Regions from separate parts of the Homo sapiens genome. Here region 1 is linked to region 2. A link is a loop called in an ENCODE intact Hi-C map of the cell type or tissue named here. Cell type or tissue: GM12878. All regions are shown on one strand.

What was found. A loop is a pair of places that touch in the nucleus more often than their neighbours do. Peaks named below come from ENCODE experiments on the same cell type or tissue, not always from the same donor. Only the 100,000 strongest peaks of a DNase experiment are listed, where the experiment ranks them.
Region 1: it touches region 2 in a loop (2.5-fold over the local background); 1 of 110 quality-filtered maps calls a loop at or near these places.

Annotation. Positions count from the first base shown.
Region 1 is chr4:27,715,290-27,723,289 of GRCh38, forward strand. LOC105374548 (a long non-coding RNA gene) reads left to right here. Exons shown (of 4, transcript XR_925518.2): 4 at 3,393-3,960. Among named protein-coding and RNA genes, the nearest start is that of LINC02261, 500 kb to the left of the region's middle. In GM12878, no CTCF peak of the experiment used is centred here; DNase peaks (open chromatin) are centred at 4,922 and 5,202.
Region 2 is chr4:27,857,632-27,865,631 of GRCh38, forward strand. No RefSeq gene overlaps it. Among named protein-coding and RNA genes, the nearest start is that of LINC02261, 640 kb to the left of the region's middle. In GM12878, a CTCF peak has its summit at 3,856 (motif pointing right); a DNase peak (open chromatin) is centred at 4,425.

The DNA.
Region 1 (8,000 bases), 140 kb before region 2:
TTGCAATGTCTTTGCTCATGTAGAAATCTTGTTCTACATTGAAGAGTCTATATCCTCAGTGAAGCATTTCCATATATCCCCATTTAGAATCAATTACTTTTTTTTTTTTTTCTTTTTAGATAGAGTCTCACTCTGTTGCCAGGCTAGAGTGCAGAGGCACGATCTCGGCTCACTGCAACCTCCGCCGCCCGGGTTCAAGCAATTTTCCTGCCGCAGCCTCCCAAATAGCTGGGACTACAGGCGCCTGCCACCACACCCAGCTAATTTTTGTATTTTTAGTAGAGATGGGGTTTCACCGTGTTGACCAGGATGGTCTCGATCTCTTGACCTCATGATCCATCTGCCTTGGCCTCCCAAAGTGCTGGGATTACAGGTGTGAGCCACCGTGCCAGGCCCAATTAATGACTCCTTTATTTTTACCCTGTACCTTGCTTACTTATACCTTGATTATAATGTATTTATTTATACACTTGCTGTTGATGATTGTTGGCATTTGGTGGCCTCTATTAGATTATAAGCTCCTGGAATGCAAGGTGTCTGGCTTCTCCTTCTTTTCCTTTGCCTAGTTATCCCATAAATATTTGACCTGAAATTGGGACATCTCACCAATAACCCTCAAGATGAGTTCCTGCTTCCTCTTGTGTTATAAGAAGCAGATAAAACTCAACAATAATGAGAGGTCATTTTCTTTGTTTGAACATAGTTTTTAAGGTTTTGCATTCTCATTTATGTGAAAGATTTTTATTGTCCTCTACTTTTTCCTTTCGGTAGCTCCTAGACTCTATTATTATTTATATTAGTACAACTTAAAGGACTAGGGGTTGATCTTGTTTTATCAATTTGAAAAAAATATGGAGAATATATTATTTCAATTTTTATATTTGTGAGAATTCATAAAGATAACTTTTTCCTCAAGTGATTAGCTTAATACGTGGCAGTTATAGAACAGGCTAGCAATTACAGCAATCAAATGTTTAAAGTGTACACCACCACTTAACTGGTCTCATTGTTACATAAGTTGGAAATCCTGTATAACTAATGATGGATAACAGAGACACAGGCTTTTTTCATATTGCTCTGCTCACTCTTAGTTAACCTCTTCGAGTTGACTCTACTCTGCAGGAGTAAGCCACACTACCTTTCATGATGTTGGCTCCTGAATCTCACACCTGTCAGCATTGTCTTTCTAGATTATACAGAATGACTGGGTTACTGTTTAATAAATAATGCCTTGAAGAAGTTGAACTAACTAGAGGAAAATTACTGTATACATTGAGGTGTTCCTCTACTCCTTTCTCAATCCACAGTTCTGGGAAACTTTAATTCAACCTTGGATAGCTTTATATTGGAGAATGAAAAAAATCAAAGCACTCAAGGGTGGTCAGCTCTATTATTAGTGCCCTCCTCACTAATAGATATGAGTGCAGAATCTTCTTTCTCTAGACTTCATTGCTATAATAACCACTTATGCTGTAGAATCCACTTTGCCACTTTTTTTTTTCTTATTAGCTCTTTTGCTGTTGTCTTTTCCTCTGGAAGACATCCACATACTGGAAGAAGTTCCTTCTCTCTCTCCGCAGCAGTGAGGCAGCAATTTTGTGTAGGAAGTTGTGGGGGGTCATTAATGACTAGGAATAGAGGAGCTGTAAGCCTCATGTCCCAGATTGACACAGAGGGTTACAGGCCCTTCAAAATGTACTCCAGCCACTAAGGGAAAAGAATGACTCTTTTTCAGACAATCCATAGTTCAATATTGACAGGAGCATGAGAAGAAATTTCAGATTGCCTACTTCTGCTGGCTAGAAAGCCCTGTAATTGTGGCAGGCAGGGGGCAGAATGCCTTTGGTGGCTGACAGAGAAAATACTTGATCTGAGCTCTCAAAGCCTTTGTAGACATTTCTATCCAGAGAAGAGCACCAGGGCTGCATTAGCTGAGTCCTTGAGATGCAATTGAGGAGGCAATGCTATTTTCCTTCTGGCTGAGAGAAATGGCAGAGCCTCTTCGTAACAAATGATCATAAATTGCCTGTGTGTCTCCAAGGCAATGAGAGAACTTGCATCTTAGTACTAATGCAAGCTGCTCTCATACTTTTGAGTAGCGCTGGCCACTGGAAAGGAATAAGAGCCTGAGGATAAAGCTACCAAGACATATCTTTATCCCACAAGTAAGTGTAATCAAAAGTGAAAGGCTTTCAGCTGTTAAGTTACTTGAAAAACAGATTCTCAAAACTCAATAATTAAATCGAGAGGGGTGAAAGCCAGAAACTAAGATCAAGTAAAATTTGGAAAATTGGGAAGTGAAAGAATAAACAAGATCTTCAGCTAGAGTTAAACTTGGCTGTCAGCCCTATCCCATTTCTGTTTTTTGGTTTTGTTTTGTTTTAAATCCGGTATAAGGCCACGTGAGATATGACATAGAAATGTGTAATCAAAAAGCATGCGTATATTTGAAGTTTAAATTCATAGAAAAGTTCTCATTCAGTGCTCCTTAAGGCCATTTTGGCCAATTTAGAATTTTTGAGGTATACAATCTAGGTCATCTTTAAGCTTTCTAAGCTGCACTACTCCCTGGTTCTTTATAAATAATTTTGTGAGTACATATCAAATGTACAGATTTACAGTAAGTGATGCTATGTACTTACATTATGCTCATATCTATAGTTATAAAAAGTTCTTTAGAAGCCCTGGAGTGTCATATGTGTTTATAGATTTGCATTTATAAGAATTGGTTTAGCATAACACAGGCATGAAAATCTTGCTACCTGGTATTCTGTGCTTTTTAACAGGCTTGCTGATAACAATGTTGTTGATACCGATGGCAGCACCTATCATTTGGGAGGTGTTTCCAAGGTGCAAGACAATCTGCTAATTACTTAACACAGGTTATCTCACTTAATTCCTTCAACATCCTTATCATGATTATTGCTCTTACTGTTTGAGGAAGCTGAGGTTCAGAGAGGATAATCGGCTTGCTTAAGGTCATATCAATAGTAAATGGAGGATGATGGTTCTAAATGTATATTGCCCTAATTTCAAATGAAAAATATTAACAAAAGAGAGGGAATGATATGATAGAAAATGCTCTAATGTATTTGTTGAGAGATTTGGGATAAAGTTTTCACTTACATTTCATACCACTGTGCAGTGAACTTCTTTTGGTTTTGAGATCCAGCATATGGTCTTCCTTATTCTGGAATATTTATCCTAATCTGGCTTTGATAAAACACCACTTCTAGTGGTCAACCATTTCCATTTAGTGCTATTGACTCAACTCCTAACTGAATGGTTTGGGCCAAATTGGCTTATGGACCATTTTCCAGTCACCAAGTTTGGGATGAATATTTGCTAGAGCTCCTGGAATAAAATTGATCTCCCTCTCTCTTTTTCTGCAGGTACTACCAAAATATGCATTGGCATTTATTGGATAGTATGGTGTTCTATAGAAATATGAGGTTTGCAAATAAAGTAACTATTTGGACATTGTGGAAGGAAAAATCAAAGTTCTCTGTGACCATGTGCCTTTACAGTGTGACTTTTTCACAGCTTTCATCAAGACATGGAAGCTCTTTCCCCACCTCTTGCGTCTAGGCTGTGTTTTCACTTGCTTTGACCAATAGAAGATGAAAGAATGACATTATGCAATTGTAAGCCTTCGATTTTTACTCTTTGGGAACTCTAGCCAAAGACTACCACAAAAGGAAGCCAGTCTAGTCAGCTGGAGACTGATACACCATGAGGAAAAAAGATCCACAGTGATCAAGAAGACGGCCAGCTTCAACTGTCAGACCTACGAGTCTGGCCATCTTGCATCTTCCGACCCAGCTGATCCTGAGCTTAATGAAGCTACATGAGTGAGTGCTATGGAGAAAGCACAGCCAGCCAACATTCTTGTGAGAAATAACAAGTCTTTTTTTTTTCCTTCAGCTTTTATTTTAAGTTCTGGGGTACATGTGCAAGATGTGCTGGTTTGTTACATAGGTGAAGGTGTACCATGGTGGTTTGCTGTACAGATCAACCCATCACCTTGGTATTAAGTGCAGCATCCAATAGCTATTCTTCCTTGTGTTGTCTTTCCTCCCATCCCTTCCCCCGACAGGCCCCAGTGTGTATTGTTCTCTCACATGTGTCCATGTGTTCTCATTGTTCAGTTCCCACTCATAAGCAAGAGCATGTGGTGTTTGGTTTTCTGTTCCTGTGTTAGTTTGCTGAGGATAGCGGCTTCCAGCTTCATCCATGTCCCTGAAAAGTACACAATCTCATTCTTTTTTATGGCTGCATAGTATTTCATGGTGTATATGTACCGTATTTTCTTTATCCAATCTGTCATTGATGGGCATTTAGGTTGGTTCCATGTCTTTGCTATTTTGAATAGCGCTGCAATGAACATACGCATGCATGTGTCCTTATAATAGAATGATTTATATTCCTTTAGGTATATACCCAGTAATGGGATTGCTGGCTCAAATGGTATTTCTGCCTTTAGATCTTTGAGGAATCACCACACTGTCATCCACAATGGTTGAACTAATTTACACTCCCACCAAGAGTGTAAAAGCATTCTTTTCAGAATGAGAGAACATTTTTGCAATCTATCCATCTGACAAAGGTCTAATATCCAGAGTCTATGAGGAATTTAAACAAAGTTATGAGAAAAAAACAACCCCATTAAACTGTGGGCAAAGGACATAAAGAGACATTTCTCACAATAAGACATTCATGTGGTGAACAAACATATGAAAAAAAACTCAACATCACTGATCTTTAGAGAAATGTGAATCGAAACCACAAGAAGATACCATTTCACGCCAGTCAGAATGGCAGTTATTACAAATTGTTGTCTTTTAAGCCACATAGTTTTGTGGTGGTTTATTAAATGGCAATGGTTAACTGATGCAGTCACTATTGCTAGAGAACTGGGTGAGGCGGGGAGAATGATTACAGAGCAAGATAACAGAAAACCAATGGTTGCTTGGTGTTGTCACATGAGTTGCTAAATCAAGCTTTACATGAAGTCTGCCCTATAGCCAGATTTAGAATGTATGAGAGCATCTCCATTCCTCCCTCTCATTGCTTTTTGCAGGAGGTGGGAGAGATGACTTAAACCAATTTTATTTTATTAAGTTGTAATATACAGTAATAAATTACTCTGGTCACCACTTGTGTTGTTGGCTAATTCTTGATACAAAAGCGGTTTTATCATCTCTGGGTCTATTCATCATCTAAGAGACTGATAGAAAGATCATTATGCAAAACAAAGTTCTAAAGTGAGTATCACCCAAAATTAGAGTAAGAAAAAAACTCTAGTAGCTTTCATAGTATCTTTCCTTTGTTCATTTCTGAAATGAGTAAGGCTTTAAATAACACATAACCTACCTAAGTTAGCACTGCAGTTGAGACATTAAGTAATTTTTTTAAATAATCTGATGTTCATGATTTCCTGAGTGTGAAGCTAGTTTTTTTTTTCTTTTTTTTCTTTTTAATTATTATACTTTAAGTTTTAGGGTACATGTGCACAATGTGCAGGTTAGTTACATATGTATACGTGTGCCATGCTGGTGTGCTGCACCCATTAACTCGTCATTTAGCATTAGGTATATCTCCTAATGCTATCCCTACCCCCTCCCCCCGAAGCTAGTATTTTTAAAATAAATGATCCCTTCTAGTTCCTTCTTTGTGGAGAAAAAAAGGACATAATTTTCAATCTGAAATCAGAGGCTAGTACTTCACCCACATAATGGGGCAAGTCCAACATTTGATACAAATGTCAAGTAAAAAGAGTGACAGAAACTAGAAAAACTGGTGAGTTTTTTTTCTGGTTTGTTTTTCTGTTTAACCAATTATATTAAAATACAAATGTATTTGTTTTTGAAACACAATTAGAATAACCTTTGCAAACCTTTAAGCCTCTAGCATTCATTATTTAGATTAAGTCTTTAACACTGAAGTCTGGCTTTTATTCAGTCCTAGTGTGTCCAGAATTGGTTCCTTCCTGTGGGTACTTGCTCTCGCTGACTTCAAGAATGAAGCCACAGACCTTCAAGGTGAGTGTTATGGCTCTTAAAGATGGTGTGTCTGGAGTTTGTTCCTTCAGATGTTCAGATGTGTACAGAGTTTCTTCCTTCCGGTGGGTTCGTGGTCTCACGCTCACTTTAGGAGTGAAGCCACAGACCTTCGCAGTGAGTGTTACAGCTCTTAAAAGTAGTGCAGACACGAAGAGTGAGCAGCAGCAAGATTTATTGTGAAGAGCAAAACAACAAAGCTTCTACAGCATGGAAGGGGACCTGACCGGGTTGCGCTGCTGGCTCAGGTGGCCAGTTTTTATTCCCTTATTTGGCCCTGCCCACGTCCTGCTCATTGGTCCATTTTACAGAGTGCTGATTGGTGCATTTTCACAGAGTGCTGATTGGTGTGTTTACAATCCTTTAGCTAGACACAGAGTGCTGATTGGTACATTTACAATCCTCTAGCTAGACAGAAAAGTTCTCCAAGTCCCCACTCAACCCAGGAAGTCCAGCTAGCTTCACCTCTCACTGGTTTCTATACCTTGGCTTCTAAAACACTCAGTTTGAAAAATATCTCCTTAACAGTGCCATCAAATAGGAATATAACATAATCCAGTTTTTTGGTTTTTTTTTTGATGGAGTTTCACTGTTGTTGCCCAGGCTGGAGTGTGGTGGCATGATCTTGGCTTACTGCAACCTCCGCCTTCCATTTCAAGAGCTTCTTCTGCCTCAGCCTCTCGAGTAGCTGGGATTACAGGCACCCACCACCACGCCCTGATAATTTTTGTATTTTTAGTAGAGATGGGGTTTCACCATCTTGGCCAGGATGGTCTCGAACTCCTGACCTCATGATCTGCCCACTAGGCCTCCCAAAGTGCTGGGATTACAGGTGTGAGCCACTGCCCCTGACCATAATCTAGGTATTAAAAATGATGATCCAACCTTATATAGAAATGGTTGATTCAATAACTAAACTGAGTAAAGTGATAAAGATAAATGATAAAGCTTAGTTTTACTTGTAAGAAAAATAATCAAAGTTGAGTGTAGTATAAATCTCATTCAGTTTTCTGATTAAAAGATTTCAGGCATTCTAAAAGCCGTTCATTTACTTATTAAATGTATTAAGTAAGTACAATATGCCAGGCCCTGTGCTGAAAGGAATGAACAATTTTAAATTTTCTCAGGGAGTTTATAATCTCAGGGATGAGACAGGCAATTTTTCAGAGTCTGTTATAAAGCAACTTGGAATAATGAAAAGTAGTCAATGGGCAGAGTGAATTGGCCGTTCTCCTCAAAAAAAAAAAAACAAAAAACAAAAAACAGAAAAAAACAGTCTTGTTTTCCAGACTTAACACCTTGTTTAGTGTGGGACTTCATTCATGTTGTCCTTATTTCTCCACTGGTGTAGACACCTGCTTGTAGGATTGAAGTACATATGAAAGGGCAGCATCACTGCTAAATACCCATGTCTGGTTCTTCCCTCCTTCTAGTTACTTGGTAGGATTGTATTTGCTGACCTTCTGTGTAGGTGGGAAAAAGTGACTAATTCCAGGACATGAATTACAAATGGAAATAACTTATGCCACTATGGTGTGGAGCTTTTAACTTATGGAACAAATCTCTACATTTTTTTCCTGTTCTCTGGCAATATTCAAGATGATGACTGCTCTGATGTACAGTGTTCCCCCATTGACCTGCAGTGCACATGCAGAGGGAGAAAGGGGTCTACCGTTCTTGATGTAAGTCACTGAGATTTTGGCATTGTTCATTACTAGAACTTTAACCAGGGCATACTGAGTGAAACAAACATTTCGCTTACTTTTGTAACCGTCTACTTATGTGAACTGACATAGCAAGCAAAAGAAAAGGCGGAGTTACAGAGTGACTAGTTAGTCACTCCCCATAGCTGTCCCTATTTTTTCACTTATCTAAATGCCAATCCATGCATTACGAAGTCCTTCTAAATAGGCCCCGAAAGCTACAGATTGTACATACTTA
Region 2 (8,000 bases):
GTATGTCGAACCATCCTTGCATGTGTAGATGATTGGTCATGATGAATGATATTTTTAATGTGTGGTTGAATTCAGTTTACTAGTATTTTGCTGAGGATTTTTGCTTCTATATTTATCAGTGATATTGGCCTGTTGTTTTATCTTTTGTTGTATTCTTGTCAAGTTTTGACATCAGGGCAATACTGGCCTCATAGAATGAGCTTAGAAGTATTCAGATCTTTTCCAATTTTTTTGAATAATTTGGGTAGAAATAGTATTAATTCTTCTTAAATGTATGGTAGAATTTAGCACTGAAGTCATCAAGTCCAGAGCTTTTCTTTGATGGAAGACTTTTTATCACAGCTTTGATCTTGTTACTTGTTATTTGTTTATTAAAGTTTTCTATTTCTTCATGGTTCGATGTTGGTACGCTATATGTGTCCAGGAATTTCTTAGTTTCTTCTAGGTTTTTCAATTTGTTAGCATACAGTTGTACATAATAATCTCTAAAGACTTTTTTTTAAATCTGTTATTTCAGTTGTTATACATCCTTTTTTGTTTCTGATTTTATTTATTTGGTATGTTTTCTTATTTTATTTATTTATTTATTTGAGACAGGATCTTAATCTGTCACCCAGGCTGGAGTGCATTGTACAGTGGTATAATCTCTGCTCACTGCAACCTCTGCCTCTCAGGTTCAAATGATTCTTGTGCTTCAGTCTCCCAAGTAGCTGGGATTACAGGTGTGCACCATCACACCTGGCTAATTTTTGCATTTTTGGTAGAGATGGGGTTTTGCCATGTTGGCCAGGCTGGTCTCCAACTCCTGGCTTCAAGTGATCCACCCACCTCAGCCTCCCAAAGTGCTGGGATTACAGGTGTGAACCACTGTGCCCAGGCTTTTTGTTACTTTGGAAGCCTAGCTAAAGTTTTGTCAATTTGGTTTATGTTTTCAAAAAACCAACTTTTGTTTCATTGATCTTCTGTATTTTTTAGTTTCAAATTTATTTATTTATGTTCAGATTTTTCTTATTTCTTTGCTTCTACCAATTTCGGGTTGGGTTTGTTCTTGTTCTTTTTGTTCCTTGAGATACATCATTAAGTTGTTCATTTGTGGTCTTTTAACTTTTTTGATGTAGGTGTTTATTGCTATAAACTTCCTTCTTAGTACTATTTTTATTGTATTCCATAGATTTTCACATGTTGTATTTCCATTTTTATTTCAATACATTTTTAAATTTTCTTCTTAATTTCTCCATTAAACCGTTGTTGATTCAGGAGCATGCTGTTTAATTTTCATGTGTCTTTGCATTTTCTAAGGTTCCTCTGGTTATTGATGTCCAGTTTTATTCCATTGTGGTTAGAAATACTTGATATTCTTTCTATATATTTTTTAATTTCTTGAGACTTGTTTTGTGGCCTATGATATCATCTCGCTTGGAAAATGTTCCATGTGCTTATGAAAAGAATGTATATTCTTTAGCAGTTGGGTGAAATGTTTTATAAAAGTCAGTTAGGCCTGTGGTCCCAGCTACTCAGGAGGCTGAGGCAGGAGGATTGTTTCAGCTCAGGAATTTGGGCAGCAGTGAGCTGTGATCTTGCTACTGCACTCCAGCCTGGGTGACCAAGTGAGACTCTGTCTCTAAAGAAAAAAAAAAGTCAGTTAGACCTATTTGGTCCAGTGTGTATAGTGTGTAGCTGAACTCTGCTATCTCTTTGTCACTTTTTTTTTGAATATTCTGTTTGTGCTAATCGTGGGGTGTTGAATTCCCTTTATATAAATTGTATTGCAGTATATTCCTCCCTTTAAATCTATTGATGTTTGCTTCATATACTTGAGAGCACTCATGTTGGGTGCAAAGGTATTTATAATTGTTATATCCTCTTGCTAATCTGACGCTTTTATCATTATATAGTAACCTTCTTTCTCTGTTTTAACAATCTGTCTGTCTGTCTGTTTGTTTTACAGTCTTTTAACTTGGTCTGTTCTGTTTTGGTTTCCATTTGCATGAAATATCTTTTTCCACCATGCACAACCAGTCTGCCTGTCTTTATAGATGAAGTAGGTTTGTTGTAGGAAGCAAATAGTTCAGTCTTGTTTCTTAATCCATTCACACAGCTATGCCTTTTAATTGGAAAATTGAGTCCTATTAAATTTTTAAATTTTAATTTACATTTAGTTAGTACTGATAAGGAAGGCCTTAGTGCTGTCATTTTGTGCCTTGTTTTCTGGCTGTTTTGTAACTCCTGTCTTCGTTGTTTTTGTTTTGTTTTGTTTTTCTGTCTCACATTGCGGTTAAGGGATTTTCTCTGGTAGTATATTTTAATTGATTGCTTTTTATTTTTAGTGAACCTATTACATTGCATTGTGGTTACCATGGGGCTTTCAAAACACATTTTATACCAAGTTATTTAAAAGAAATGACAATTCATGTTAGATCACATAGAAAAGAATAGAAAACAAAAAGCAAATGGAAAAAAAAAAAACCTCTACACTATAAATTCTCCCCCTCCTCTCCAATATGTTGACTTCATGTTGTCTCCATTTACATATTTTATATTGCCTATCTCTTAACACGTTGCTGTACATATTATTGTTTTTGATAGAGTTTTCATTTGGGCTTTATATTAACTTTGTGAATAGATAGCACACCACAATTATATTATTAGAGTATTCTTGCTTTGTTTTTGTATTTAATTTTACCAGTGGGTTTTATATCTTGGAGGTTTTTTTTAATGTTAGTGTTTTATTCTTCAGATTGAAGAACTCTCTGTACCTTTTCTTGGAAGATGAGTCCGATGGTGGTAAATTTCCCAAACATTGTCTAAAAAACACTATATCTCTCCATATTTGAAGGATAGCTTTGCGGAATAGGAGTTTTATTCTTTCTTCCAGAACTTTGAAAATGTCATGCTACTCCCTCCTGTCCTGTATGGTTTCTGTTGACAAGTCTGTTGCCAGACAAATTGGAGGTCATTTATATGTTATTTACTTCTTTTATCTTACTTCTTATAGAATCCTTTCTTCTTCCTTAACCTTTGAGCATTTGATTATTATGCACTTGTAGTAGTCTTATTTGGCTCAAATCTGTTTTGTGTTTTCTGAACGTCCTTCAGTTGAATATTTATCTCTTTCTTAACTTTTGCAAAGTTTTCTGTTATTATTTATTTGAATAAGCTTTCTATACCTTACTTTTGCTCAACTCCTTCTTGAACACTAATAATTCTTAAATTTTGACTTTTTTTCTTTTTCTTTCTTTTTTTTTAACCTAGCCATTAACCACCTAATATAGATCTGGTCTTTTGAGGTAATTTTCTGTATCTTGTTTGCAATCTTTATGGCTTTTCATTTCTTTTTCTCTTCTGTTTTCAAATAACCTATCTTTGAGCTTACTCATTCTTTCTTCTTCTTGATGCACTCTAGTGTTGAGAGCCTTTGATTTTTTTTCAGTTCAGCGAATATATTTCTCAGTTCCAAAATTTCTCTTTGATTTTTTTAGTATATCAGTCTCTGTGTTAAATGTCTCATAAGTTTTTGAATTGCATTACTGTGTTATTTTGGAGGTCATTGATTTTCTTTAAAACTGCTGTATGAATTCTTGGTAAGAGAGTTCACATATCATTATCTCGTTAGGGTCAGTAACTAGTTCCTTGCTTTGTTCATTTGGGGAGGTGACAATTCACCATTTCTGTAGTTTTTTTGTGGATTTTCACCCACATTTGGCATTAAAGGGTTATTTCTTTCTTTCAGTCTTCTCTGTCTGGCTTTTTTGTTTGTTTTTTTAATTAGATACAATTGCTTACTCTTTGTAATTTACCTGTTGATCTTGTTTTTTCCCCACCAGCTCACTGCCTCTGTTTCAGCACTAGATGGTGCCTTAAGCCCAGGTTTGCTTTGGTTCTAGTAATCACATTGCCAAATGTGGGAGGTGCCAAAAGAATGCCCTGGAGTGCCAGAAAGCTTCCCAGGAGTTTGTGCCCAGGGAACCTGTGGAACAAACTTTCAACAGTGTGGTGCTACTGAACAGCTGTTCTGATTTGGCATCTTTTTCATCCGAATTATGGAGCAGAGTTTTTATAGCTGTGGATGGTCATCCCACCTCCCAATTTGGTCTCTGGCAGTCCTAAGGAATATTTATCCCTCCAGGCATTCTCAGTGCTTCCTATGGGTTGAGGCAGAAACAGTTCTCCTGCCAGAGAACACAATATATTGGGGAAATTGGTTGTCTGTCTCAATCTCCCTTTTTCCCGTGTAGAAACCGTGAGTTCGGGAAATTTTCCACAGGCTTTGTGCTGGGCACATTGCAGGGAAGTGCATTGTGAATGTAGAAGTCTGAATGTCTTACCATCTGCTGGAGGGTTTTTTTTTTTTTCTACTTCTCTGTGGCCACAGAAACTGACTCATTTTCATACTTGAGGTATAAAACGTTGCTAATAATAATCTCAGTGCTGTATATTTGTTTTGGGTTTCTGCGGGCCTGGGGAATGAAGCCTGCTTTCTTCTATGCCACCATTTTGGACCTTATTGAATTTCATGTGGCTCTGGGTAGCCATAACTGTTTTGAAAGAAAACAAAGTTAAGGACTTATGATTGTCAATTTCAAAACTTACTACAAAGCCACAGTAGTCAAACCAGTGTGGAACTGACATAAGCATAGATATATAGACAAGTGGAATAGACTTCATAATACAGAAAGAAATTTAAAATTGATTTTTGAAAAGAATGCAAAGACCATGGGGAATGACCAATTCACTCAAGAAGCAGAGCTGTGAAACTGGATAAACATATTCAAAAGAATGAGGTTGGACCCCTACCTCATGCCATATAAAAATTTTAACTCAAAATAGATTAATATTTAAATTAATAAGCTAAAACTGTAAGACACTGTAAGAAAATATAGAGGTAAATCTTCCTGACCTCAGGTTTGGCATGGATTCTTAGATTTGACACTGTAATCATGCACACAAAAAGTTAAAAATAAAAAGATAAACCTGACTTTTTAAAAGTTAAAACATTCATGCATCAAAAGATATTGTCAAGAAAGTGAAAATTCAACTTATGGCTTGGGGGAAATTTTGCAAATCATATGTGTGATAAGTATTGAATATCCAGAATCCATAAAATCTCTTATAACTCTAGCAAAAAACCTCAAACAACCCAATTCAAAAACAAGCAAATGATTCGAATAGATATTTCACCAAATAGGATATAAGCATCCAAGAAGTTCATGGGAAGATGTTCAACATCATTCACAATTAAGGAAATGCATATTATAACCACAATGAGATACCACTTTATACACACTTGGGTGGCTATAACCAAAACAATGGAAAATAAACGTTGGTAAGGATGTGGAGGTTGGAAGTCTTATACATTGCTGATGGGAATGTAAAGGGTGCAACCATTGTGGAGAACAGTTATATGGTTCCTCAAAGAGTTAAACATAGACTTATCATAGGACTCAGGAATTCTACTCCTAGGTATACGTGCAGGAGAAATAAAATATGTGTACATGCAGAAACTTGTCCATGATTGTTTATTGTCTCATATTCATAATAGCCTAAAGTGGCAACAACCTAGATCTATATTATTAGACAAATGGATAAACAAATTGTGGTACATATATACAATGAAATAATTATTCAGCCATAAAAAGCAGCAAATTTTGATAATGATACAACTTGGGCCAGCCCTAAAAACAATATTCTAAGGGAAAAAAACCACACAAAGGTTGCACATTGTACGATTCCTTTTACATAAAATATTCAAAATAAGCAGATTTATAGAGACAGAAAAACAGATCGGCAGTTTCCAGAGAATAGGTAAAGAGAAGATTTAGGATTGGCTAGTTTGTAGGCAGAGGGCTCTACTCTAATGATGAAAAGTTATGAAACTATTGTTGCACAACCTTGTGAACGCATTAAGTGCTGCTGAATTATATACTTTAATACTTTAATCTGATTTTTTATAAGTTATGTAAATTTCACTTTGATTATTTAAAAGAACCTTTTAAATGTAGTTCAGAATTGTCTTTCCTTAACTGCCCTTAAAATATCAAAGGAAATGAGTCCAAAATTCAGTCTCTCTAGTAACTTTTCTCCCAGGAACCTTCTCTTTTGTCCTCAAAATTCTCAATGTCTCAAAGAGCGAAGGAAAGAATCATTTTATCTTTGAAAATCCTATAATATTCCTAGGTGACATAGAGACAACACATTCTACCACTTATTTTCACCTTACACTGCCTCAGCATACAAAAATTGTACGGTGGTGAAACTTGATAACCTACCTCTTGACTTTCCTTTATCCCAACCTTTTTCTGTCTTACTAAGATCTCTTACTACCCAGCTGAGCTTAGTGCTGATACTCCAGCATAACTATTAGGAAGAGAGCAATTTTTAGATGCGAAACATTGAGTAATAAGCCTTTTGCATCTGCACACACGTTTATCACGTTTATATATTTGTGAGTATGCAGTACTTTCCTACATTTTATGGTGTTATCAAATTAGGTTATATTATCACTTCAAATAACTCTATCCTAATGGTTTACAGGTATGTAAGCACTTCTATTAATTAAACTTTCTAAAACTTCAGGGAATTGGACTTACAAAACTTTCAATGTGCCTAAAAGTATGCCTTTAGAAACTAACATGTTTTAAGACTTTGACCACTTTATTTAGGAATTTTTGTTTGCAAACAAGACTAATTTAATATGCTTCGTTTAATAAATCAACTGTCTTCTGATTTACCCGTGTCAAATAAAAAAACAGATATGCATTTTACCCCACTTGGATAGTTCTTCTTCAGGTTATGCTGGTTTACTGTTTGACTAAGATAGCATTGCATCTACTAGATCATTAAGATCATAAAAATTGTAAATTTGTGCTCAACCAAATTAAAGCATTATTCTGACAACTCTATTTCAACAATCATATTTTGCAGTGGGTAAACTTGAGGATAGTTTTCAAGATCATTAGGTAACTTAAAACTCTGAACATATGCCAAATTATGTTATTTAATGGATATTCATTGCATAACTGGATCATTTCTAAGCAAGAAAAATACTGAAGTATTAAATACAGAGCATAATTTAAATTTATATACTTTTGGCCTCATTTTTAATATTTTTACAGAGATAGACTGTATATATATGTGTATATATATACACACACACACACATATACATATACACATATATATATATACACACACACACAATCATTTTTGTACCTTAGAATTTGCACTATAAAGAATGTGGATGGCTATAAAAAAAGTCCTAAGATGTATATTTATAGGTTTTGCTGGTCTAATTCAAAATGCTGGTATATGACAGTTTAAAATTAACTACTTCTTAGTTTTCTTTGTGAAATTGAACTTACTGTGGTTAAAAGCTCTAATTACTATATATGAATGAGAGGATCATAGGAGCCATAATACAGAGAGGAACAATTTTTTATGGAAGGTATAAAATATGTGTTAAGGGAAAAGAAAATATTACTGCCCTAAAGTAAATTGACTATCCTAGAATGACAAAGAAGAAAGTGTAGGATAAAATCTGAATGCATATAGACAATTTTAGAAAGTCTGGAAAAAAGAAATTTCATTTGCCCCCACCAAAGCTGGCTATGTTTTGATGGGTTTAGCTTTAATATCAAATATTATATTCATGCAAAACTAAATTTCGTTTTCTCTCCATTAAACTGACAAAATTATCTCGGGATTTTTGGTTTGCTTTTAGTAAAAGTTTGCAAAGATTTTTCTTTACCTTCTGAGTAATCTGCCTAGAAGGCAAAGATTCTATGTAATTGAAAAAATTTCAGATGGAGAGGATACTGTCTTCTCACGTTTAAAAGATCTAAGATTCTTTATAAGCATGTTACCTCTTATGTTTACTTAAAAAATATTTTACAGCTACTTAACTAGTCAAGTATTGTTTTTCTTAATAACTTATGATTTTATTAAATTGTTAGAATCTCCTGAATATTTTGTTATTTTGCCATCCCCAAATCAGATCATAAATG